Regions from separate parts of the Mus musculus genome. Here regions 2, 3, 4, 5 and 6 are each linked to region 1. Evidence: chromatin loops called from intact Hi-C (ENCODE). Cell type or tissue: left cerebral cortex. All regions are shown on one strand. Region 1 overlaps Abhd2 (abhydrolase domain containing 2). Region 2 overlaps Mfge8 (milk fat globule-EGF factor 8 protein). Region 3 holds the start of Abhd2 (abhydrolase domain containing 2). Region 4 holds the start of Gm39040 (a long non-coding RNA gene). Region 5 has its middle 10 kb from the start of Isg20. Region 6 overlaps Mrps11 (mitochondrial ribosomal protein S11).

Region 1 (4,000 bases):
TGTCACTAAGAACATTTGTCTGAACCCTGCAGAGCATCCTGGGTGTCCCTGTAGACTTGGGGTTCATCTTCGTTCTGTCCCCAGAGTTGTCAAGAAGGTCCGGTAAATAACATCCTCTGGGCTCTTCACACCATGAATCATTGTACACAGGGGTAGAGCGCCCCAATTTGTAGCTAAGAAGCTAATCAATCCTCAAAGGGCTTAACTCTTGCTGGTATTTATATCTGTCTGTGCATGAACATAGCTGCTTAACGCTCGCCCTGAAAATCTGTTTGGATGCCCAGGAGCATCTAACCCAGTAAATCACAACCCACCTTTAAAAGAGCATTGCAAATGTATTTGACTTGTGTTGTACGTCTGCTCACAAACACTGCTAATGCCCATTTTTTCTCTAATTCAAGGGAGCATCTCTCTCTCACATAGCTAAAAAAAAAAATGTCTGCCTACCTGCGTTTTCTCAGCACACATGCACGCGTGCCTCATTCTTCAGTGCATGGGCACCCAGTTAGCAACACTCCAGCTTGCATTTTCTTCAGTTTCTGTTGTATTGGCAATGGTCAGGTGACCTCTCCTTTTGCCCACAGGCTGCACGTGGGAATTTGGAGCCATGGTGAACTACATCAAGAGGACATATCCCCAGACCCAGCTGGTCGTCGTGGGCTTCAGCCTGGGTGGTAACATCGTGTGCAAATACTTGGGGGAGACGCAGGCAAACCAGGAAAAGGTCCTGTGCTGTGTCAGTGTGTGCCAGGGGTACAGCGCACTGAGGTGAGTCATCCAACACACACACAGAGACACACACACACACACACACACACACACACAGGTTTCTCCCCTTGGGTCCTTCAGTTGACAGTACTTGTTTATAGAGCTCGCCCAGGACAGCAGGGTCCAGGGAGCACCTTGCAGACTGAGCAAAGGTTTCCAACACTTAGGCTCAAATGGGTTTGCCTCCGTGTCGTCCTAGGGCTTGTTACACCTGAGGTCTGTATAGTACTCTAGGATCAGGTCCGTAATCGGATCATCAAAGTGACTGCTGCTTCTCTAGGGAGTCTCGGATCGTGTCTGAGTTTCCAGAATACGGCAGGACTACGAGTTAACAAGAGAGCACAGCAGACAGCAGCATCCGACCCCCTGGGCCTTGTGACCCCCAGGTCCCCCCATCCAGTGGAGGCTTTGAGTCTCAGATGGTGTCGGAAGCAGCTTGTGGAAATCTCCTCAGCAGGTCCTCACCTGAAGGATTCTTCTCTCAGGCATCCCAGCCATCCTCCCAGAGAAGCCGCGGGAGCAAATACCTCAGCCCTTAGTCTCCAGTCAGCAGACACGCTATACAGGATGAGGTCATGTGTGAAGTGCTCAGCACAGCACCCAGCCACAGAACGGAATTGTCGGCTGCATCATTACTGTTCACTGGAAAATTAGAGAGGGTGGGTTAGGTCAGGGGATCCCAGAGGCCAGTCTGGTGAGCCATTGGCTGTCTCGGTTCTTTGAGAATCGCTGGGGTGGCTGGCAGAATGGCTTGGTGAATGAGGGGCTTGCTGGGTAAGTCTGATCCCCAAAACGCAGCTGTCCTCTGACCTCCACTGTGTGCCATGGCATGCTCACCCCCACACATCATCCTGAACACACAATAATAACAAGGAAGGTTTAAAACAGAAGAGTCGCTTGAGGGGATCATGCTAGAAAGAAGCTCAGCCCGGCAGAGCCCCACATCTGGAAACTCTAACTTGGTAAAGCCTGGGAATTTGCCTTCCAGACCCGTTTTGTAGATGGTCCCACGTTAAGCAGTCACTGGGTGTGGTGACCTGAGCAGTCTCTGAGCTCTGGCATTCTAGAACTAGGTTAGCCTCTTGGCCTGTAGATGGCTGAATCCGTATTCCCTTTATCTTGGCCCAGTGAGAAATATTCAACTCCCAGATCATGTCACAGAGATCCAGAGCTAGCCAGAATCTGTCCTGCCCAGCCTGGATAAGAAAAGGATACTCAGGAGGACAGACAGCCTGCCACCTGACCCGAGGGAGCAGGGCCTAGAGATGTGGGGTCCTCCCTGCCTTTACCTGACAGCTGATGTGACAGTCAGCATCCTGTCATCTTTAGTGTTAGAAACCACTAGATTCCCTCCCTGACTTCAGCACCAGGGAGCTTGCTGTAAATGCTAACCTAGTGTGCACAGAGCACTGGGCTTTATAAATAGGAAGCTTGTGACAAATTTGTCCTCTCCTCCCTCCCTCCTGCTCAATGCCCCAATCTTACAAGCACAGGCTTCCTCGCATTTTGCAGCAATAGCGCCATCTGCTGTCAGTAGATGATCAGCACAGTGAACAAAGTAAGGGGTTCAAATAAGATTGAATGCAATAGGAACCTAGGATCTGTGAAATGCGTCTTTTTCCACTCCTTCCCTGTTACCTCTAAGAGTTACATACAGTTGCCTATTGTCACATGAGCCCCGTGCAATGGGGGGTGGCGGGGGGATGGAGTAGGCCGATTCTTTAGTACGTGGTTGACCTATGGCTGAAGCCTGCGTCTGCCACATGGGATGTGGCAGCTCAGAGAAGTGCCTTCTCACCCGGATCAAGCGGCAACAGGGGTCAAAGGTCAAGAGGGGAGGAACCAAGTCGAGTAGCAACAGGTTGTGGCTTGATGGTTAAGAAGAAAAAGGTATTAGGCACGTGTTCCTAGTGGCCCACCTGTGATGATCTTTCTGTACCTGTAGAGGTCCCAGGCACGACAGTGGCTTCCGACCTCCGAAGGTGTGTTGTTCTCCACTGGAAGCCTCAGCTTTTGGTTTCTAAGCACATTACACCTTTATGCTCCCCACTTTTTAAAAAGAAAATCTACTGGAGCAGATCTCAGCAAGCCAGGTGGGCGTCAGGCGTGCTGCTGACAACCAGCTGTGCCTTTCTGGCCTTGGAGGCTTCCTGCAGGGTCGTCTTCAGAGAGACTCTTGGCTTCTCCCCGGATGTTTGAATGCTACACATCAGAGCTGTTATCCAACATGAGAGTCAAAGCCAGCCTGTACTTCCCACAGAGCCCCTCATGCCCGTCATGGAGTCTAACTTTCTGTGGTCCCCGCAGGGCCCAGGAGACCTTCATGCAGTGGGACCAGTGCCGCAGGTTCTACAACTTCCTCATGGCCGACAACATGAAGAAGATCATCCTGTCTCACAGGTATAGGACCCTCTCCTCTGTCTCAGGTGGTACCTTGGTACCTCCCACTAAGACGAGACAAGGAACCTCTCCACATACCATCTTCACCCAGTTGAAGTAGTCCTGAGGTGGCCTGTCACTGTTTAGGTGGCCAGGACTTGGTCTTTGCGGGAAGCTCAGAGCAGAGCATCATGCCGCCTGCTCAAGGCGCAGGCCTTGGGAGCAGTGGGGAAGACACAAGAGCCTGCCAGGGATGCCTGTGATGGTTTTGTTTTCACTACTCCCATTGTAGTCTTTCACCCTCCTCCCTGGCACTTCCCCTCCTCTCTAACTAGACTGGAGCTTGCTCCCTTTGCCTCTCCACGCCTCTGTCGTTGTCAGCGGCTGCTCCCTAGGCCCAGCCCATTCCTCAAGGCCCATCTCAGGTCTCCCTTCTCCCACCAGGCTGTCTTCCAGAGGCTCCTAGGTCTGTCCTGTACTTCAGGGGTGTTGGCCATGCTTCTCCTCCTCCTAGATAGAACCTGGTACCCAAGGAACATCAAGAAACAGACTTTGGAGGGGGCTTTTGGCATCACCCTAAGAAAAAGGCATTCTAAGTGGTCAATTTCTCAGTCCTTTTTATCTGTTAGTTGGTTTGGGGGATGTGTGTGTGTGTGTGTGTGTGTGTGTGTATGTGTGTGTGTGTGTGTTTTAGATGTGAGTTCACTATGTTGACTGAGTTGGCTCTAAGCTCTCGAGCTCAAGCTCCTCCTGCTGAACCTTCTGCACGCCAGGCCCACAGCTGGGCACCCCTGTGCCCACTTCATCTCCTCCCTCCACCCTAGTGTTTAAAACACCATTGTCTAGCCTGGCC
Region 2 (4,000 bases), 210 kb before region 1:
CCTTTCTTCTTTTCTCTTCTTTATAATATGCGCCTGAGAGTTTAGGCACCGTATCTATTTATCTGTGTGTTAGCCTGGGTTGCTGTAGAAGCACTGCATGTGTGCAGTACATGGAGGCCAGAAGAGAGCACTGGGACCACCCGAACTGTCCTTCCTCGTGGTTGTGAGCCACCTGATGTGGGCGCTAAAAACCAACCCAAGTCCTCTGGTACAGCAGCAGGTGCTTTGAACTACTCAGCCATCTTGCCCGCCCCCTTCCTTTCCTTTCATTTGCTAATCTCACCTCTGACTCCCTAGAGAGAACAAAAGTAAAAGTTTCATGAGGTCAAAGGTCTCACTTGTTCTTTCCTGGGATCTAAGTATTTAGGGGAAACTTAGTAACTGTCTAAATTAAACAGTTAATTTACCCAAGACACTGTCTGCTAAAAATAACAACCCTGGTCTGGGAAGCCTTGTGAACTCCCAGGACACCTGGGCCTCACCCACTCACATGTACAGTGCACAGACACACAGACACACACACACAGACACACACACACACACATTTGCATCATCACTCTCCAGCTAACAGCCTGGATTACAGAGAAAGGTGGGAAGGAGGCAGAGGGCACAGCTCTTCATTCTCTGTTATGACTCTCAGATTGCCCCACCCCAAGATTTAAATCACTCAGGACTACACTATCCTGGCAACTTAAGAGAACCAGAGGCCTCAAGCCAGCAGTGAAGGCTGGGTGACCCCAGGGAGCAGTGGCCAAACCAGACTGAGTTCTGTCCTTTGCCAGATAAGGAGTCACATGAAGCAAAAGGCAATGGCCCTGGGAGCAGGATAACCTTCCTGGCAAAAATCAATATTCTAAAAGATACTTGTGTGTCTCTCTCTCTGATTATCAGACTACTGAAACAATGGCTGCCAACAGATGCAAATATACCCAGGAATCCCGTGCCTGGAGAAGGGGGAACCTGCCTCCCTGAAGGTTTTATACATTCTAACAACTTGCCAGACCAGGATGAGACAGAAGCCCAGGCAATGATGAGTCAGCAGTGGGCGGGACAACAACTCAGGACTGCTTAGACATGCGTGTCCCTGGCCCTCTACTTAAACTTTCAACACAGTTCAGGACCCCAAAGATGGACTTGAAGAGACTACTGGATCTGTGTCCATCTTCCCTTATATGTCCATATTCCCACGTTTGACCATTAATTTAGTTGTTTCAATTGGCTTCTTGAGCACAAGGGCCAAGTTTGACTTCTTACTGGCTTAACTCTATACTTTTAAAAGGGAAGGGAGTAGGCTTGATGACATATGCCTTTAATCCCAGCACTCGGGAGACAAAGGCACAAGGACAGCCTAGTCTACACAGTGAATCTCAGGACAGCCAGGGCTATGTAGAGCGATCCTATCTCAAAACCAAAACAAAACAAAATAGACCGGGGCTTGGGTGTGGCTCAGTAGTGGCACCTATGGCTAGTATTCACAAACCCCTGAGTCGCTAGCACTTAAGGGGGGAAAAAAACAGTGAGACCCAAAACTCAGCTCTAGGTGGTATCTAAAATGCAGAAACAGGAAACAGTGCCATTGAAGGGAAAGAAGGCACAACCGACTATTCCAAGTATTCTGGCTTCCAGCGGGTCTGGGGCGAGCTCTCCAGTCCAGCAGAGCCAGCCCTGTAGTTACCCCATGTGGCCAGCAGGTGGCGCCATGGCTGCAAAGAGAAACCAGCCTCAAAAGAGACAGTGGGGCTTTAACTAGATGGCAGGATTGGTCAGAAGGTCCACTTCAGAGAGTAATCTCCCTGGTTCAGCAGCAAATCTGTCCCTTTCTAGTCCCCCTGTCTGTAGAAGCACCAAACTCCAAGCTCGATAGTCCTAGAAGCACCTGCATGCTGACACAACGCAGGTGGCAGACGCAGGGAAAGCTCTATGCTTGCACCTCCCGGCTGGGTATCTCGGATGAATAATGCAGCCAGGTGTCCTTCCATCCATTCATTCATTCATCCCTCATCAAAGATTTACTAAGCACCCACGTGTTTGAGGCCCTGGGAACACAGCAACAAAGAAAACAGACAATCCCCCTGCAGTGGTAGAATTCACTGCCTATTCTAGAAGCACCAGGAACCAAAATAAGCAGAAATACTGAGATGTGAAATGACCATCCAAAATGCCCAGAGCAATGGACTGGCATGGCAGACAGCACATAACTGGAACTCCCAGGCGGGACGCAAGGGGTCAGTCTCCACGGTAGCCCCTGAGCAGCTCACAACATCAGAGGAAGCTTCATCTCGGACTCACCGTGCAACTCACAGCCCAGGAGCTCGAAGCGGAGGGTGCAGCCGCGGTGGCACGAAACAGGGTACAGCTTTATGTACTGTGCCTCCAGAGTCGGGTTGAACATGTTAACCTTCAGGCTGTTGTTGTCCAGGTTACCCAAAAACTCCTAGAAGAGAAGGGGGAGGGCTGGAGGAGGAAGCGCGTTTGCCTCTTCCCCTTCGTGCCTGAGAGGCCATCAGTGGGTGGAAGAACAGCCTCCACCGAGCCCACATAGACTGAGCCTGCAGCCCTGGCTTTGACTGTCCACCACCACCATCAGAACAGTGTCCCTGTCACCTTCTTCTTGGTCATCGCAGGGCCTGGGCATAAACTCCAGCTCACGTGGGGCTCTCTAGAGGGCCTCTCTCTGTGTACATCCTCCAAAGACTTTATGAAAACAGCAGTACAGAACTGTGTGGTATCTGTGCTGTAAACGGTGCCCACTTTGTTAATTACACCTTCACAACTGTACACTGTAGCCCTGAAATGTTCAGAATGGAGCCCAAATCTACCACAACCACCACCGCTTCCAGGGCAGGGCACTACTACTCTGAGCCTCTATCGGGTGAGACTGCATCCTGCAACCACAGAACATCAACATGATCAAGGTCTATCCATGTCTACATACCAAGGGACACTGGGAGATTCACCCCAACCCTACCACTCAGGCTTCTCTTGCTTCTCAATCAGTGCTAGACTTTTAGGGGTCCTGACTTTAGACTCCTCTCCTTAGACCCACCTTGTCTCCACCGCTTTCATCCTGGATGAACTCAAACTTGCGTCCGTCGAGGCTGTAAGCCACCTTGAAGGTCTTCAGGTACTCCGCCCTCCCGGCACGGCTGGCACCCTGCGTCATCACACCTGATACCCGCATCTTCCGCAGAAGGTTCACCTGGACCCCGAGGCAAGAAAGATGGGTCTCCTCATCATCAAGTTCCTCCCAACCAAACCCAACGGGCTAGCTCACTGGGTTCTTTCTCCAAGGGGCTGGTTTTTCTCCCGAGGTTCTGGAGCCTACGCTCTGAAAAGCCCAAGTTCCAAGACCCCAAGAGGCCTATGGGTGCCAAAGCCCCTTTATCAAAGGCCATCTCCTCTCATAATTTGCCCACTGGCTCCAGGCCCAAGGCTGCCCTCCATATATAGACACATCACTCGTGGTCACCTCTCTTTGTGTTCCCTATCACCCTACCCTATGTTCTTTCCTACCTGGATCCAGGGCTTGCTATCATAGTTGCTGGCTGTCCAGGCATTGACGATCCCTGTGCGGTACAGACGAGCCAGCTCCGGGCCCCAGCGCTGCAAGCCCATGAAACCCATATACACAGACGAGGCGGAAATCTGTGAATCAGCAATGGCGCCCCCTTCCATGCCCAGCTGTGTAGAACAACCTGCAGGGAGACAGTGACCATCGGGAGCCTAATCCAAAGTTCCACGGCCCGGTTATGTCCACGGGACAAGAGGAGAAAAAACAACGTGGCCTCTGATGAGGACCTAGAGACAGAGAGAACCTCAGACCCTCACTCAGAGCAGATAACACCAAGGGACACCGACAGCAGATGGAAGAGAAGACATCACGGGAGACACGGGAGACAAGGAGCCAGCAGAGTTAACTCACGGGAGGCTAGGTTGTTGGAAAGATCGGGGGTGGGGGCCGGGGTGGGGACGGCAGTATTGGGGACGGCTGTGGTGAACA
Region 3 (4,000 bases), 76 kb before region 1:
ACGTGTGCAGCCCTGTGTATAGCCACCAACCAACTCTATTTAAAGGGAAGAACCAGAAAGCTGTAGCTCAGAACCAAGTGTGTGCACCCACACACGCACACACGCCTGCACCCACAGTCATGAATACAACTCTCTCGACTGGCAGCAAATCTATTTATATACATCCCCCATTTTTAAGACTTTCGTTTTAATCAACAATTGTGCATACTTACGGCTCTCCAACCACACGATGCTTTGGTACCTGTGTATTAGTGAGGTGACTACATCCAGTTGGTTAATATCCTTATCTGGTGACAAACCCAGAGCTCATCTCTCACGGTCTAAACCATCTCAGCAGAAGAGAACTCATGACCATGGGGGAGGTTGTTTCTTAGTGAAATCCTTTGCTACCAAAGCCTGGCCTTCTCTTTGTCAAGAGAGAGCAGATTACAGAGGAATAAATAAATATTGAGGAGAAACTTTATTGAGGTAACATGACAACTGGGGGAAAACCGAAGAGCAATGGAGCCTCTCCTCCTCTCTACTGTCCCACAGTTATGGGTGCTTTGAAAGGTCTGGGGTTCAATGCAGTTCCAAGAGTCTTTCCGTCCACACTCTGGGGTGTCCCATACCTTCAAAATGAGAAATGGGGGAGTCTGAGGGATATTTTAGAGGGACTTCTGGATCCGCACTAAGTAGCCTTCAAAGGCTGCTACTTGCTCACATTGCTTTGTTTGTTTGTGACAAGGCCTCATTGTGACAGAGGAGGACTCATTATGTAGCTTCAAAGTAAAGCAATCCTCCTGCCTCAGCTTCCTGCTGGAATAACAAACAGGAGACCGGTGCTGGCTCCTCCTCCTTGAGTTGGCTCATGCTTTCCTTGTCGGGGTCCGGAAATGTATTAAGAGAAAATTTAACATTGCTTCAAATCTAAATTCCTTCCTCTGGCTATGTGTTCCTTCTGTCTCCTGCCTCTTCTCTTGGAGCCACACTGCGTGCCTTGGCAGTGTGTCGGTGGCTGCCTCACTGGAGCTCCCTTTCGGGTTGTCAGTATTCTCTCCATCAGGCACGTGCCGTTGCGAACAGAGCCTCAGGTTCACAGAATGGTAGAACCCAGTCTAGGTGCATGGATGGAGAGGGTGAGTGATGAATAGCTAGTCTTGATAAACGCCCGTGGAACACCACGCACTGTACTGATCTTCTATCAGCAACCAGCACTTACCAAATATAGTCAGTGAGAACTCTAAAAGGCTAAAAGGCACGGCCAAGACTGCAGTCTGACTTCAAAGGTCACTTCTTCCAAGTGGCCTCCAACCACAAGGGCTGGTTAAAAGCTGAAAGATCATAGGGACTGTAACAGGTCCATAAAGTCCTGCATGTTCCCACCCACTTCCCTAGCTGAAAGAGGTCAAAGGCTGCTGCCTCCACCTCTTTGTCGCCTCCACCTCTTGCTTTCTGGTTTAGTGACTCACCACCTCTGCTCTACTAAGTTAGGACTCCACACTTCAAACACCTACGTCCTGAGCTACAGGTTCATCTTCCTGGGCACACCAGTGCTGAGAACCCCACGGCTGGGCTATCTCTTTCCCCAGTTCATCTCTATAAGACTCCGGACCTTTCTGCCCCAGAACTCAGAAAGCCATCACAATAGGCCCTCTCCTCTACTCCGTATCATCAACCATCAAACATAACCCATCCTTTAGCCGGCTCCCCTTATCCCGCCCCTCGGGGAGGACCTTACCCAATAGCATCTAGGCCCACTGGCTAAAGACATCAAAAGTAACCAATTATAGGAGAATTGCCCGCTAAGAATCTCCGCCTCCACCTTGAGGAGCAGTCCTACTGACCAATGGGCCACCATATAGACGCAACAAGCGCGATGAACAAATAGAGTGGCGGCTGGGTGATCCAATGGACACTGGGAGAGCCTTGCTTGGGGGCGTAGCAGAGGCGGTCGTCAGGGGCGTGGCGGCAGTTGCCTGGGCGGGGCCGGTAGCGGCGGGAGCTGCGCTGGCCAGGGGTTCCGGCTGTATTTCTATGAGCGCAGCCGGCAGCTGCGGAGCTGCGGGAACCGGACTCCGGGCGGGTTGGACTGCTGGAGTCAATGAGAGAAGGTAAGACCTCGGCTGGGCGAGTTCCACCAAACAGGGATCGCGCCTTGGATGCGTCGGGCCAGAACCCCGAGTTACCCGGTCCCCAGCGTGGCTCGGCCCATCGCGCCGCAGCTTGAGTGCTCCGGATCCGTGGGGACTGTTTGGGGGACTGTCACCTGGCACTGCGGGGATCTAGAGGGCCAGCTTGTCTGATGACGGGGCAGCCCAACCCATTGGTGGGATACGCCTTCCTAAAGGTCCTTTGTCCTCTCCTGCTCGAGGAACCGAGGTTGGGGACAAGGCCGACGGAGGCCTCCTGGCTGCCATCCCTCGCTCTGATCAATGCTGAAGTCTTGGTCCTGGGGGAGGTATCTGGCCGGCCAGACTCAGGGTAGAGAGTGCAGGATGCTGGAAACCTGAAAGGGCCTGACTACAAGCCCTTTCGATGGGCCGATGCATTTTGGGATCCCGGGGCTCACCTACGACCGATGGGTTCAAGTTGTAGGGAAGCAATTTTTGACCTACTTGGAGGCGCACTTTATTGAGCTTGTGGGGCAACTGTTCTAGGTGCTTCGTGGGCTTTCCCCACAAGATCTGTCCAGCAGCGCCCCGGGCTGCCTGCCAGGCCGAGCAGCCAGAGCATCGACCTTGGAAGTGCCTAGCCAGAGGCCAGATGATAGCCACCTGTCTGGGATGCTTAGGAAGGGGAGAATTGTATGAGCCATCTGTGAGGCCCTTCTCCATCCACCCATGCACTCTGAACAACATTTATTGACTGTATCGAGGATGGGACTTACCGGAGTTGGCTAGATTCCAAGGGGATGTTGAATACACCCATAATGATCTTTTTTGAGGTCTTAGCTCTCAAATGCATGTGTGCATGCCTGCGTACAAATGGAATAGATTATATTGAATGCTGAGTTAATCAAGTGGTTCACCTTAAGTGCGCAGTTGGGGGTTCCACTTTCTGGTTCCTCTTTTGTGGTGCCCTCACCTCCAGCTGGTCAAGTTTTACCTGGCCCAGAGGCAGGTTCCAAGAACAGGCTTGGGAGAGATTGCAGGATTGGCAGAGTCAACATGATCTGTGCCCAGAGCTTTTCAAGGACCATTGGGTTACAGTCACACTAAGCAGAATGCATTTCCCCTCCTCACTGCCTCCCCTCATTTGCTTGACTAGGAAGGACATAATCCTCTGAAGGTCGGGAAGCAGAAGAAATAATTATAACCCGCTTTACCCAGGTGAAGATAAATGAAGCTTTGTCCGGGTAGGCAGCCAAAAGCAGCTCAGTCCACGCTGCTGGCGGTCAGCATGATATTTAGAAGCCAAAAGGCTGATGCTCATCTAACTCTTCCCCCTTATTGTACGGATGAAGAAACCTAAGGCCTGGGGTAGTCACAGCTGGCTGGTCATCACAGGGTCAGGACTAAGAGTTGTTCCATCCCTTGAACCCTAGGTCTAGGCAGGACATGATTTGAATTCTACTTCCGGCAGAGTTCTCATTCTTGAAGTTCTAGATGAGTCCAGAGGGGGTAGAAGCTCAGACTTTGGCATCTAAGTGCTTGGGTTTAAATCTTCGTTCTGCCTCTTCCTAGCTGTGTGACTTGGGGCAAGTTATCCAACTTCTCTGTATCAGTTTCCTGGCCAGTAAGGCAAGGAATGATGCTGGTACTTTGGTTAAAAGATTAGAGAAATATGCGCTATTGGGACCACTAGAACAGTGCCTGGCGTATGGTCACCATAACAGGTTTGCTAAATAGCGTGTGGTCGCCTTTCCATGTAACTTTCCATTATCTCCACCACCCAGGATTTTTTTTCACCCTTAAACACCGTCTAGATTTTAACATGATCTTCATAATCCCACCACATTTTAGTTCCCACCTTATACCCTCCCTGAGACACCAGTCATCCTGAAAGGGATTAAAAGTGA
Region 4 (4,000 bases), 100 kb before region 1:
CTGGCCAGTCGTCACTGACATCATCTGATATTCTAGTTCTGCACAACAGCTGCTCCTGAGAGTGGGTGTCCAGTGTTTGTTTGTTTGTTTGTTTGATCAGAGTTGGGAAGGAGATGAAGAGAGTTCGAGACTCTCAAAGAAGGGTTTACAGGTTATCGGCAGAGTCAGAAGCAAAGAGGATCAGACAAGGAAGGCGCTACCCGGACACATGGGCACAGTGTGAGCGGCCAGGAGAATGCACAAAGGCTTGCCGCAGCAAGAGAAGGAATGCGTGCAGATACGCTGGGGCCCTGTTAGAGCCAGCCCGTCCCCACTGTCTTTGAAGGGTCTGCTGTTCATCCCAATGCTCCACAGACCATTCTTTTGACTTAGACTCCAGACTCCCTGATGCCTGGCATCCTTGCCCCATCCCTGACAGGTGACACGTCTGAGCAGTTGTCCATTTACGCAGCCCCAGAGAACCTAACACTTGAACATGAGCCGTGTATGACCCTGTAGAAAATACAGATGAGGCAAACATGAAAATAAAGTCGGGACAGTGAGATGACACAGTGGGTGAAAAGGTGTGTCAGGCAAGCATGGCTGTCTGAGGCCAATCCCTGAGACCCACAGAGACCCATGGGGGAAAGCTCACCTCCGAATGCATGCATATCACACACACACACACACACACACACACACACACACACACACACACCTGGGGGGAGAGAGAGAGAATAGATATGATAAAATCCAGGGGAAATAGGTCACCTGTAACCCCCTCAATCTGAAACAGCCACTGCTAACATCCGGATGGTCACCCCATCTGTCTTTTATTCTACATAGACATTTTTATTTAAAAAGCAAAAGCATTTCTGCTGTTTTAGAACACGTCTCTTTTCTGAACAGCTTCCGATAAACATCGTTCCACACTATTTTTGAACATCGCCATTATTTGTATTGAGAGTTCCATTAGTGTGGGGTGTGCTCAGTCACTCTGTGGCTGGCAGTTTCTGCCCAGGGCTAATACACCTACTGTTCAACCTACCAATCCTGCTTTTAGGAATTCAGCTCACAAAAGGAAAGCACTGGTTTCTGATAACTTATTTTTAGAATGTCTATTGGGATCCTATTAATAATAGCAAGAGGTTGGTCATACAGTTCAGTGATTAAGAGCACTGGCTGCTCTTCCAGAGGACCCCAGGCTGCTTCCCAGCACTCCGCTTCAAGATCTGACACCCTCTTCTGACAGGCTTATAGTCCCAGCACTTTGGGAGGCAGAAGCAGGTAGATCTTGAGTTCGAGGCCAGCCTGGTCTACAGAGCGAGTTCCAGGACAGCCAGGGCTATACAGAGAAACCCTGTCTCAAAAAACAAAACAAAATAAAACAGACTTTGGCAGGAACTTGAATACTTAATGTCCCCCATCTCCCAAGACTGAACAGAGCTATGAGTCCACCAGTGTGCCTTACTGCTGAGTGACCCAGAGTAAGTTATTTTCCTTCCTAGGCCTCAGTTTCCTTGTCTGTAAAATGGGAGTGAGAACAATCTTCCCATCCACCAGAATTAATAACATGTGGACAATGCCAGGAAATAAAGAAAGTAGACATTAAATTTTTTCAACTCTATAAATCCTATATGTAAGAGATACAATTTAAAATAACATTACATGTAAGGTAAGCATGGTGACAGAATCCATTACATCAGCACTTGGGAAGTAGAGGAAAGAGGATCAGGAGTCCAAGTTCATCTTCATCCACACAGCAACTTTGAGGCCAACCTGGAGTACATGAGACCCTGTCTCTAATTAATTATTTATTAGTTAAAAGTAAAATAACAATAAAGTCAGTTCTACCCTAGAGCTGTCCCCTCCGCCCCCACCCTCACCCCCCACACTCCTCAGGTCAGTTCTCCTTAGCTGCTCAGAGTTAATTCCCATCTCTAAATTATTGAGAGGGACAGGAGTGGGTCGGGATGGAGGCTGGTTACCCTTGGGGCTGCTGGGAAGTTGGGGGCCGGACTCTGAAGGGGCTCTGGGGATTGGTCATCGCCGTTAGCTAGCAGCTGACATTTTGTTTAGAAGCATCTGTAACGAAAATATATTTTTTGCATGAAGACTAAAAAATAGACCTCTAAATGTAGCCGGGGCCATGTGATCGCGCAGCTGCTCGACCTAAGCGGCAGGCTTCCGTTCCTGACGCCATTGCCTCCCTGGCCTCAGGGTGGCGCTGCTCACTCTCCAACCTCCCTGCTGCTCTGCTGGGAAAACAGAGGGAAGTTTCCCAGTAGACTATCCTAAAAGCGGAGTGAAAAAAACAACAATAAAATCAACAACAGTAGTATATTCTGAAGGCACCATAAATTTAAAACGTTGTTTATCCGTCCCGAGTTGTTCCCTGCGGTTCTCGGTCCTCTCTCCTATCCACCAGGAATCCCACATCATGGGCTCCCTCACTTCCAAGTGCTACTAGGACAATGGTCAAGCCATGAACAAAAACGCAAATAAAGACTCAAGGATTCCGTGTCTACAGGTGTTTGTTATCAATTAAGACAATCGGCTGCTAGGTGAAGAGAGCCCATCCTTCCATTATGACATGCATACTCCCGCGACCAACTATGCTGAGCTCAGTGTGGTGACATATCTGTGGTGTTAAGGCAGGATGGTCATGAGTTTCAGATCAGCATGGGCTGTACAGAGTGAGACACTGGATATAACCTCTCCCCCCCCTCAACACACACAGAGAGAGAGAGAGAGAGAGAGAGAGAGAGAGAGAGAGAGAGAGAGAGAGAGAGAGAGAGAGAATGTTGAGACCTAGTTCCAAATGAGTTTCTGTTTGGTTGGTTTGGTTTGGTTTTTCGATTTTTCAGTCTTCTTGGAGATCCATATCACTGATCCTTCCTCTCCCATCCCTATCCTACTCTACTTGTCCCAGACTATAAGGAACCCCAAATAACACAAGGATACTCACACCTGAACATCCAGGCTTCCTCCAACAGTACCCTTTACCTCCCAAAATAATCACCCCTTGGACCCAGGTCCAGATCCAGGTCCATCTTGGGAAGATAGGCCCAGGGGAGATGTCTTTGTAGGCCCAGAAAGGACCTGTCACTGAGGCAGAAGTTCTGAATCTGGCTTTCAAGTGAGTGCAGCATATCCCCTCCCACAAAGTCATCTGGGGGCCTCACTCACTCTAGCTTGGGGATGGGGTCAGGGAGAGGAGGCACCCACCCCTCAGAATTTCCCCTAGACACCTGAACTCCTGGGATTCTGTGTGGTGAGAGGCCACACCTCCTCATCACTCCCCCTCCCCCTTCCTGCTTTGGAGCCCCCTTCACATCCAGTAATTGGCACCAGACAAGAGCCAATGCATTGGCCAAGACCACAGCTGCTCTGGAAGCCTTTTTCTCTCTCAGTCCTCAACAAAATGTCCTAAAACCCAGCAGCCTTACGGTCTGCAGAGGTCCACAGTAAAATGTGGGCAGAGGTGTCCTTTAAGGGCATAGAGTGTCATTTCTCTCTCAGGGGACAGATAATTTTGGCCTTAATGCAAGCCTTCATCTGCTCCGTCTCCAGCTGATGGGAAGGCAGGCTCCTGAAGCAGCCCCAGTGAGAGATAAGAGCTCTTTGCCTGAAATGAAAAATTCATGAGGGAAGGCTAGTGCTGGGACACTTGGGTAGCCTCCAAGCGACCGACGGACTGTGCTTGTGCTCCGGGGAGGTGGTAAGGAACTTGAAAAAAAAAACAAATGGAAGTTTTCTTTCCTCTCCAGTATCTCTCCTCCTGCTTCCCGTCCATGTGGCCCCTCTCTTCTGCCTTCAGCCACACCTCTTTAGTTTCACCAGTGTCCACGTGCCAAGGCAGTCAGGAAGTAGGGTGGCCTCCCCACCCAGACCAACCACATGGTATTCACCCAACATCCTCAAAACAGCCATCCTTGAACTTTAGACAAGCTGGCTGAGCCCTGGCCACCTGTCACCCCAGACCTGGAAGAAAACCAAATTGACTATTGTCTGTGCCCCT
Region 5 (4,000 bases), 430 kb before region 1:
AGGTAGAAGACAGAATTTATTGCAAAGCAAGTGCCATCAAGGGGGTGGGGGCAGACAATGGCCAAAGAGACCAGTGACTGGACTTACACACCAGGCAGGCTTGGCGTCACTTCTACAATCCCAAGAACAAAGCCCTGGCATTCCTTTGAGGCCTCTGTTCCAGTCCATGGTGTTTCTCTTTGGAGCAGCTTGCTCTGATTTCCAGGAGGAGGCTCAGTGGTGTGTGTCTGGAATAATGTGGTTTTTCCTTCCTTACTAGAAGGCTCCCCTTTTCATGAACTTCAGGACTCCGTGGAGCCATTTCAAATAGTTAGGCTGTCCAAGGGGGTCCCAACCATGTGACCACCGATACCCAGAAGTCCCTGTCCTTTGTTTTATAGGCTGCAGACTATGAGGCAGGCTCCAGCGCCTAAGCTTTCCAAGCCTGTTAATATCTAACTACCTAACAGAGGCTCCAACCCAGACCAGCAGAACGGGAAGCTACTGGGGACGCTCAGTACCGACTGCATACTGAGTGTGAGCACTCTGTACTCAAGTCCCAGGGTCCCTCAGAAAGCACCTCATGGCTTCACACTGCAGAGGACCAGGCTCACACATAGAGCTTGAAAACAAAACAAAACAAAACAGACACCCCATGTGACCCGACTACAGGAGTCGGGTCCTGGATTAGTAGATCTGCAGTGGAACACATGGGTGAGAACAGTAAGCTGCCTTTGACTCTAATGGGCAGAGACCTCCTTACCCACGCTTGGCATTTCCATCCCAAAGGGTCCTGGCTTTGAAAAGGACTGCTTGAGTGACAGGCAAGTGCAATACGCAGTTACAGTTGACAGCCGGCCTCAACCCAGGAAGCTTGGTCACCTTTCTGGCCTCTTCTGCCTGGAGTACCCATGCAGAAGGAGGTCTGAGGCCCTACAGGTTGGATCCTAAGTAGTCTTGGTTCGAAGATGAGGGGCTCGTGGGAGGAGTACTGAGGATATGGCTAGTTTGTGAATTTGGCATGAGCAAGGCCCTGGCATTGATCCCCAGGACCGCATAAACCAGGCATGGTACTGTATATCAGGAATCTCGGCACACAGGAGGCTGAGGCAGAAAGCTCAGAAGTTCAAAGTCACCATTGGCTACACAGCAGATTTGAAGTTAGCTTAGCCCACTTCATACCTGTTGGGGTCCAGGAGTCGCTCACAAACCACATGAACACCAGTCTCAGTCAGTCAGGGATCCTTTACTGAACGTTCACTCCAGGACTGATCGATCAAGGGCACAGACCAGACTCAGGAGCTGGCTGCAACCATGAGCCAGGATCCTACAGATCTTTTAAGACTTGAAATCCACAAATATCTGCGCCAAGTTATTCCACCAATCAGGATTTGGTGACAGGGGATTTCCTTAGGAACACAACTTTGTTGTACACGTATCCTGTTGTCACTTGGGGTATTCAACTGTGGCAGGGGACCTGCCTTGCCTAACATTCATATCTTAACTCACCAACCAGGATGCCAGTTACCCACATAGAGGTCTCTTTCTGCCAAGTAGGATGTCAGTTCCCAGGGAGGCCTTGGGAATTTAAACTTTATTTGACTCCTACTCTAACTGGAAGTTTCTTATATTGGTGCTGATGTCTCTCTTATGCTGGGGTCCGTCGTCCCAGAGGCAGCTTATAAAGACAAGAAGCCATAAAGGTTTATACATGGGTACAGGAAGTGCTGCCTGGTGGTTGGTTCAGGTCCAAGATCATTGTGGCTAACTATACAAAGCCGTTCTAGCTGACTTCTGTTGCGATTTGGTTTCCAGGAACACCAAAGAACAGAACAGAATCTGCAAACAAGCAGAGCATGAGAAAGTTTCCGAGTAACAGCACAGCAGAACGTTTCCTTGTGCCATGAGTAACAGCACAAATGGCAGGTCAGACAGGTAAAAGTTACCTAGGCCTTAACAATACCCTGTCTCAACACAACACAAAACACAGTTCAACAGATAAAGTTAGGGTCTGAGGGATTCACGTCTGGTCCCACCTCACCCCAAACCTGAGGTGTTTGACTGTGGCAGTGCCTGCCATCTGTGATCCTGAGCTCAGGGAACTTGGGGACTTCCTCCCAGGATTGGAGAGTGCAGTTTATATTCTCTGGGTGCGCTCCTCACCCCCATGCTTACTGCTCTATTGTTTCCTATGAACTTCCAAAATCGACGGATTCATCTACCCCATCTGGCAGTCGATAACCACTAGGTGGCAGTCATGAACCATCAGCCTAATAAGGCTGCCCTGAAGGTTGGAAGTCCAGTGGTGGGGAAAACTTTAAAAAAGCTTGGGTGCTGGTCAGGGACTGCTAGTCTTAGTTTCAGAAAGGGGCTGAGAGCTGGCCCAGGTCCAAGATGGCTCCAAGCCCTCCAACTCAAAGCCCGCCATTCTTTCAGTGGCTTCAAATTCGTTTGAATGGCAGGACAAACCTAGATTCTTAAAGGACTGCTCTGACTAAATTTCCTGCCTCAGGCTGAGATGCTTGGATGCCCTGAAGCCTAGCTTGTTACCAGGGGTACTAAACCCACGGGAAAGCCTGCATCTTGCAAGGGGCCAGCTCCTTATTCCCAGCTGTCCTGAGGGGACTCTCTGGACAAGCCTGGGGAAGGAGGAGGATCCGAGTCAGCACCCGCTCTGAGGGCCCGGATGGGAATGTCCCGAGACTGGCCAATGGGAACAGCGTCAGGGCTGCCTCTGGTCTATCTAAAGCTGCACTCTGCCTGCCAGCTGGCTCTGGCCTCCATTCACCTGGCGCTGTCTATCCTGGGACTGGAGGGGCCTGATGACAGGTGGACCCCTAGGTTATATAGTAGGGATGGTCCCTTACCACTTATGCTCAGGACCCAGTGACAAGTCTCATCTCCAGATGATTTTCTGTCTCATTCTTCTGCCCCAAGTCCTTGACTTTCTAAACTGTGTCTCACAATCTTCTAAATGTTTTTACTCTGACCCCCTGACCAACGTCCCATCATACACCAAACCCACTTTGCCCACCTTCCTCTGACCCCACACATATTAAGTTCTTTAATCAATGGGGTAAATCGGGTAACAATTTGGACCCCTCTCAGCCAGGAAGGAGAAGTGTCCCCTGCATATCTAGGGCTGGTGGAAGGATAGTTGGCATCAAGGATGAGTCACCGGCTGCCACCTAACCCTGAAGCACAGAGGAAAACTTGGGGAGGTATTGGAAATAACAAGCTAGAAATGACCCTGCCTGGCTGAACACACACCTGAGTCACCTCTGACTCAGACCCAGACTGCAGGTTGCCTGCCTCTGGCAAACCCCTGCTTCTTTGCTCCTCCAGCCCAGCAGCTGAATGGGAAAAGCACTCCCTGCTCGCTCATCCACCTAAGAACCTTCAGCACCCCCAGGTCCCTGCCCTGAAAATGTCAATGACCTAGGCACCACAGTCCAGCATCCCTGCACCATCCCGCCCTCTTGGAGGGTGTCAGCCAACTCGGCCTGGTCCGGCTTCCAAGAGTGGGAGCCAGTGCTGCCCAGCTTCCTGCCCAGTGGTCTGTGGGCTGTGCCAGCTTCATGGACAAGGGACTTACTCACCCTCGGAACAATTTCTCCTCTATATGGAAAGAACATATGCTTTTCCTGCTGTGGGATGAGAAAGCTGGAGGGAAAGGCAAGGCCCTGGCCCAGCCCCAGCGCTTTCCTTTCAAGCCACATGTGTTTCGTGGCAGAACCTGGAGGCCTCTGCTCCAGGGAGGCCTCAGGAACAAAGTCTAAACCCAGGACTGCAGGCGGGAGGTCCCAGCCCCTTCTGCTGCCCCAGTCTCTATATCTGAAGCTAGATTCAGTCTTTGCTCTGGGGCTTGGAACAGGTCTGCTTGTCTGATCCCCAATCTATGTCTTGTAGATCTGGGGTGGAGTGGGAGTCCTGAATGAGGGCAGATTTAAAATAAGCATTCTTTCTATGGAGTTAGCATCTTTCCTGCATGGGACATGGAATGGCTGGAATTGTTCAGTAC
Region 6 (4,000 bases), 560 kb before region 1:
CTTAGAAATCCATCTGCCTCTGCCTCCCAAGTGCTGGGATTAAAGGTGTGCACTATCACTGCCCAGCTTAAAGTCAGTCTTAATTACAATTTACCATTTTAAAGCAAATTAGGAAAAAGCTTCACTTACTTAAAATAATTTTTGGTCAGAGAATAGAATGTCATAAGCATTTGAATTATAATAATATTATAGGATAACTGGTTTTGTGGGATTATTTTGAGTCTTTATGGTTACCTCTGAAATGATAGATACTAGATTCGCTTCAAAACAGCCCATGGATGAGGGCATGTAGCGGGTTTAGAGGAGACACTGTATTTGGATGTGACGGTCATTGTTGGAGCAGAATGAGGTAACAGGTCTCTGGCATTTATTCATAAACTTTTTTAAATTACCTTATTACATGTTTACTTAGTTGTCAGGAGTGATCATAAACATGAGGTGGTCAGAGAACAATTTGCACAAATTCTCTCTTCCCACCGTGTGGGTGCACCTGTAAGCCATCCCTCACACACTCTTCTTTACATTGTTGTAGTGGAAGATACTCGAATTTTCTCAGCATTGTCTTTTTAACAGTTGCCTAATGCAACGCATGTAGGTTTTTATAAAACACCAAGCGATGTCACATCAGGGAAAATGCTGCCCCAGGGAAGGCTTCATTCAGGAGGAAGTGGTTCCTTCGGGTGACGCTCCCCTGTTGGGTGACGCTCTCCTGCCCTTGGATTATGGCACTCCCCCTAAGTGTGTGATTTGCCCATCTTCCTTTAGCGGAGGAAGCTAATGACCTTTTCTTTCTCACTGTGGCTCCTAAGGACTTTAGCAAGCTCCCTTCCTTCCTGAGCAGTACTAGATCTGTGTGCCTCCTTTTCCCAGCACACAGATCCAGGTAGTCTCTGCCACCAATGCGTCCCTGGCCCGCGCCTCCTGTGGCACAGAAGGCTTTCGCAATGCCAAGAAGGGCACCGGCATCGCCGCACAGACAGCAGGCATAGCTGCCGCAGCAGTAAGTACCTGACTACGTGGCTCCACTTTCCTTGTGGCTTACAGTGGGGAAGTCTCATTAAACCAGATTCGGAAACCAGCACATGCCAGTGTTTGGGGGCCTCTGATCTTTGCCCACCCCTGTTAGATGCCCTGACACTGCCGCTGCTTTAAGAGGCCTTTGTAGAAAGGTTACCAACTTTCTCTCTCAGCTTCAGTGGAGAAGAAAGATGTCATTTATGTTCAGAGGAATAAGCAGAGAGCTGAAGGCTTAGGAACCAACACTCCCTCCATGAAAGACCACTGGGCTGTATTCTATTCAGGAAGCATGTCTTATAGCACGGGTCCCAAAATGACGTCATAGATCTTTCTAGAAGCAAATCAGGCAGCTCCATTTCAGACACTTCATTAGTACCCTGTCTTCAGAAGAGCCTGCTATTAGCCACTCTTTCAAGAGACTCGGATGCTGGGGATTGGTCAGAGTCAGGGAGCCAGTTGAGCTCTCTGATGTGAACCCAGATGGGCCTTGAGCCAGAGCTGCGTGTTTTCTGGTATAGCAAAGACCACAGATGTGTGCACTCTGACAAGCAGGATACTTCCTGAAGGAACACCTTGACCTTTAAGCTAGACGTAAGGCAATCTTTGACTGCTATGAGTAGTGATCACCAAAGCACAGAACGATGTAATTGCCCATCAGACCATCAGACGGAGCATAGTCGGCTAAGCAGCACATGCCAGTGTTTGGGGGCCTCTGAGTGGTAGCTCTTGAGTATCTTCCAGGACCTGTAGTGAATGTGTTCCTAATCTGGACACATACTTAACTGTAAAGAAACTAAATCCCACTGTCTAAGTGGGCCCGACCTTGATATCCATGGTGACACCTCAGCATTTGGAGGAAAACCAGGCAATATCTACAAGTGTCCATTAGATGGCAGTGCAGTCCTGTCACCTTCGTTCCTTGGCTCTGTTCACTAGCATCTACCCTTGTCCACTAGGCCTTAACTCCCTCTGTGTCTTCTGCCTCACTGTTTGCTTCTGTCATTGCCCTTATCCCATGAGTCCTGGGGACAGTAGCCAGAGACTGGGCTGCAGCACTGTCTCAGGGGCATTGACACTTGCCTCTCTCCAGAAAGCCACAGGAAAGGGAGTGACCCACATCAGAGTCGTAGTGAAAGGCATGGGGCCAGGACGCTGGGTAAGTTACTAGCGGTTCTCCTGGGGGGGGGGGGGGGTCTGTGTATGTATGTCTGTGTGTATCTGTGTGTCTGTGTGTGTGTGTATGTATATGTATGTCTGTATCTGTGTGTCTGTGTATGTGTGTGTGCGCACGCGCGTGTGCATACACGTGCACACCTGTTCTTCAGAGTCAGGTATAGAGATAGAAATGTCCCTTAGTGAGTGACATGGTATTGTTTAAAGTTCCTTTCTGTTCCTGTGATCTGCTAATCCCCGCAGAGCAAGCCTGGGTCATGGATTAATTTATTACCTTCTTGGGTCCCAGCCCCTTGGATGGAAAAGTAGTCTCTGGGGGACCATCTCAAGCAAGTCCTCAGCACAGACAGTGAATGCGATGGAGAAGGGTCAAGGCGCTGGGCACCTTGAGAGGGATTCTGAGACCAGTGGGGCTAGAGCTTCCTCCAACAAATGACATCTCTCTGACTTTAAAAGAACGAGATGTTGGGGTGTGAGTGTGTGTGTCCCAGGAGAAGAAAACACTCCTGTAAAGCTACCAGAGTGCATAGATAGAACCTCTTTCCAGACTGTAAAACACAAGGTGGAGGCAGGGGGCTGGAACCGTAGACATCAACAGTGAGCTTCCATCCTTCTCGAGCCCTGCCTGACGATGGCGGTCATCATTTTGAAGCCTGTGCCTTTTGCCTATTTCTGATCTTTCCAGTCTGCCATCAAAGGACTGACCATGGGGGGTCTGGAAGTGATCTCAATCACAGACAACACCCCGGTCCCACACAATGGCTGCCGACCCCGGAAGGCTCGAAGGCTGTGACGGGAAGGGAGCCTGCACTTGGACCTGGCCTCAGGTCTTGACTCCTGTGGATCCTACAGAAGGCCCACTGTGGAAGCCGCTGGAGCCGGCTGTTCTCGAGCCCTCCTTGGGGAAACACTCCTCTCCTCGCACCGAGGCTGGAAGTGCCAAGCTGGCCTCTTGGACATGAGGGAGTGGGAACCCCAGGCCCACTGTGGCCAGCTCAGCCTCTGCTCCAAAAATAAAAAACTATTCTCTGTAGTAGCTGTGAGTTTTTGTTCCCAGTATTACAGACTTCTGAAAGATTGTGAATAGAGGTGTGCCTGGATAGAAGGGCTACGGTGTAAAGTGGGCTGCACCCCTTCTTCTCACACTGCCTTTAGAGCCTCTTAATTGAGGTGGCCAGATCTTGTCACAGCCAACAACTGAGCAGTTAGCCCGGGTGAGGGGAGAACTTTTTGCCATTCTCTGGAGTCTGTTGGATCTCACAGCTGCTGGGCATGTTTAAAGTTAGCCTAGCAGAGTGTGGGTGCTCTCAAGCTCACACTTTCTGGGACTGTTCATCCGTCATACTCCACGAACTTTGCCAGTCCCCAAATCCAAACGAAAAGTATCTCAAAAGTAGGCTGTAGGCTGGTGGAGTTTTATAAAACAGGATTTGCCAGGAAGAAGCGTGAATAGCACTATGAATTGTGCTGGTATAGAACCTAGGTGGGCCAGACAGATGGGCACAGCTCTGAAACCCCGAGTTGCCCCTCAGCCAATCATGCATCACCATGGGAGGCCAGGATAGGGGAGACAGCTCTTCCCAAGCCTCCCAGCTGAGAGCAGCAGATACTTAGCAGGAAATGCCCACAGCATAGTGCCACTCCTTCCAGGCAGGGCTTCGACTGGGCGGGTGAAGCCCTGAGCCTTCCCAAGCGTGGTAGAGTGAGGCCCAGAGCTGCCCTTGGGTAGACAGGAGGGGCTGTGTTGGAGCTGGAGAAAGGACAAGACTACCAACATAGAAGAAATGAAGGGAAAATGTCTCCCTGCTCC

What was found. A loop is a pair of places that touch in the nucleus more often than their neighbours do. Peaks named below come from ENCODE experiments on the same cell type or tissue, not always from the same donor. Only the 100,000 strongest peaks of a DNase experiment are listed, where the experiment ranks them.
Region 2: a loop joins it to region 1, with 7 times the contacts of the local background. A loop is called at or near these places in 34 of 42 quality-filtered maps.
Region 3: a loop joins it to region 1, with 3 times the contacts of the local background. A loop is called at or near these places in 4 of 42 quality-filtered maps.
Region 4: it touches region 1 in a loop (10-fold over the local background); 37 of 42 quality-filtered maps call a loop at or near these places.
Region 5: it touches region 1 in a loop (5-fold over the local background); 21 of 42 quality-filtered maps call a loop at or near these places.
Region 6: it touches region 1 in a loop (3-fold over the local background); 4 of 42 quality-filtered maps call a loop at or near these places.

What each region holds. Positions count from the first base shown.
Region 1 is chr7:79,347,676-79,351,675 of GRCm38, forward strand. It overlaps Abhd2 (abhydrolase domain containing 2), which reads left to right. Exons shown (of 11, transcript NM_018811.6): 6 at 585-768; 7 at 3,076-3,168. It overlaps Gm24224 (a long non-coding RNA gene), which reads right to left. Exons shown (of 4, transcript XR_003946649.1): 2 at 448-1,410. Among named protein-coding and RNA genes, the nearest start is that of Gm24224, 4.2 kb to the right of the region's middle. In left cerebral cortex, a CTCF peak has its summit at 2,299 (motif pointing left); a DNase peak (open chromatin) is centred at 2,253; H3K27ac peaks cover 3,160 bases.
Region 2 is chr7:79,139,356-79,143,355 of GRCm38, forward strand. It overlaps Mfge8 (milk fat globule-EGF factor 8 protein), which reads right to left. Exons shown (of 9, transcript NM_001045489.1): 4 at 3,514-3,695; 5 at 3,047-3,199; 6 at 2,290-2,434. Among named protein-coding and RNA genes, the nearest start is that of Mfge8, 7.7 kb to the right of the region's middle. In left cerebral cortex, a CTCF peak has its summit at 1,689 (motif pointing right); a DNase peak (open chromatin) is centred at 1,693.
Region 3 is chr7:79,271,247-79,275,246 of GRCm38, forward strand. It overlaps Abhd2 (abhydrolase domain containing 2), which reads left to right and starts at 2,020. Exons shown (of 11, transcript NM_018811.6): 1 at 2,020-2,093. Gm31510 (predicted gene, 31510) reads right to left here and starts at 1,783. Exons shown (of 2, transcript NR_169073.1): 1 at 1,721-1,783; 2 at 446-611. In left cerebral cortex, a CTCF peak has its summit at 2,491; DNase peaks (open chromatin) are centred at 2 and 1,852; H3K4me3 peaks cover 2,566 bases; H3K27ac peaks cover 3,711 bases.
Region 4 is chr7:79,244,295-79,248,294 of GRCm38, forward strand. Gm39040 (a long non-coding RNA gene) reads right to left here and starts at 3,278. Exons shown (of 3, transcript XR_882241.2): 1 at 2,109-3,278; 2 at 1,648-1,758; 3 at 1-492. In left cerebral cortex, a CTCF peak has its summit at 2,184 (motif pointing right); a DNase peak (open chromatin) is centred at 2,188.
Region 5 is chr7:78,922,253-78,926,252 of GRCm38, forward strand. No RefSeq gene overlaps it. Among named protein-coding and RNA genes, the nearest start is that of Isg20, 10 kb to the left of the region's middle. In left cerebral cortex, a CTCF peak has its summit at 2,233 (motif pointing right); DNase peaks (open chromatin) are centred at 2,230 and 3,638.
Region 6 is chr7:78,789,767-78,793,766 of GRCm38, forward strand. It overlaps Mrps11 (mitochondrial ribosomal protein S11), which reads left to right. Exons shown (of 6, transcript NM_026498.2): 4 at 871-1,000; 5 at 2,108-2,173; 6 at 2,876-3,222. The coding sequence ends at 2,983. Among named protein-coding and RNA genes, the nearest start is that of Mrps11, 8.6 kb to the left of the region's middle. In left cerebral cortex, a CTCF peak has its summit at 1,909 (motif pointing right); DNase peaks (open chromatin) are centred at 1,907, 2,933 and 3,514.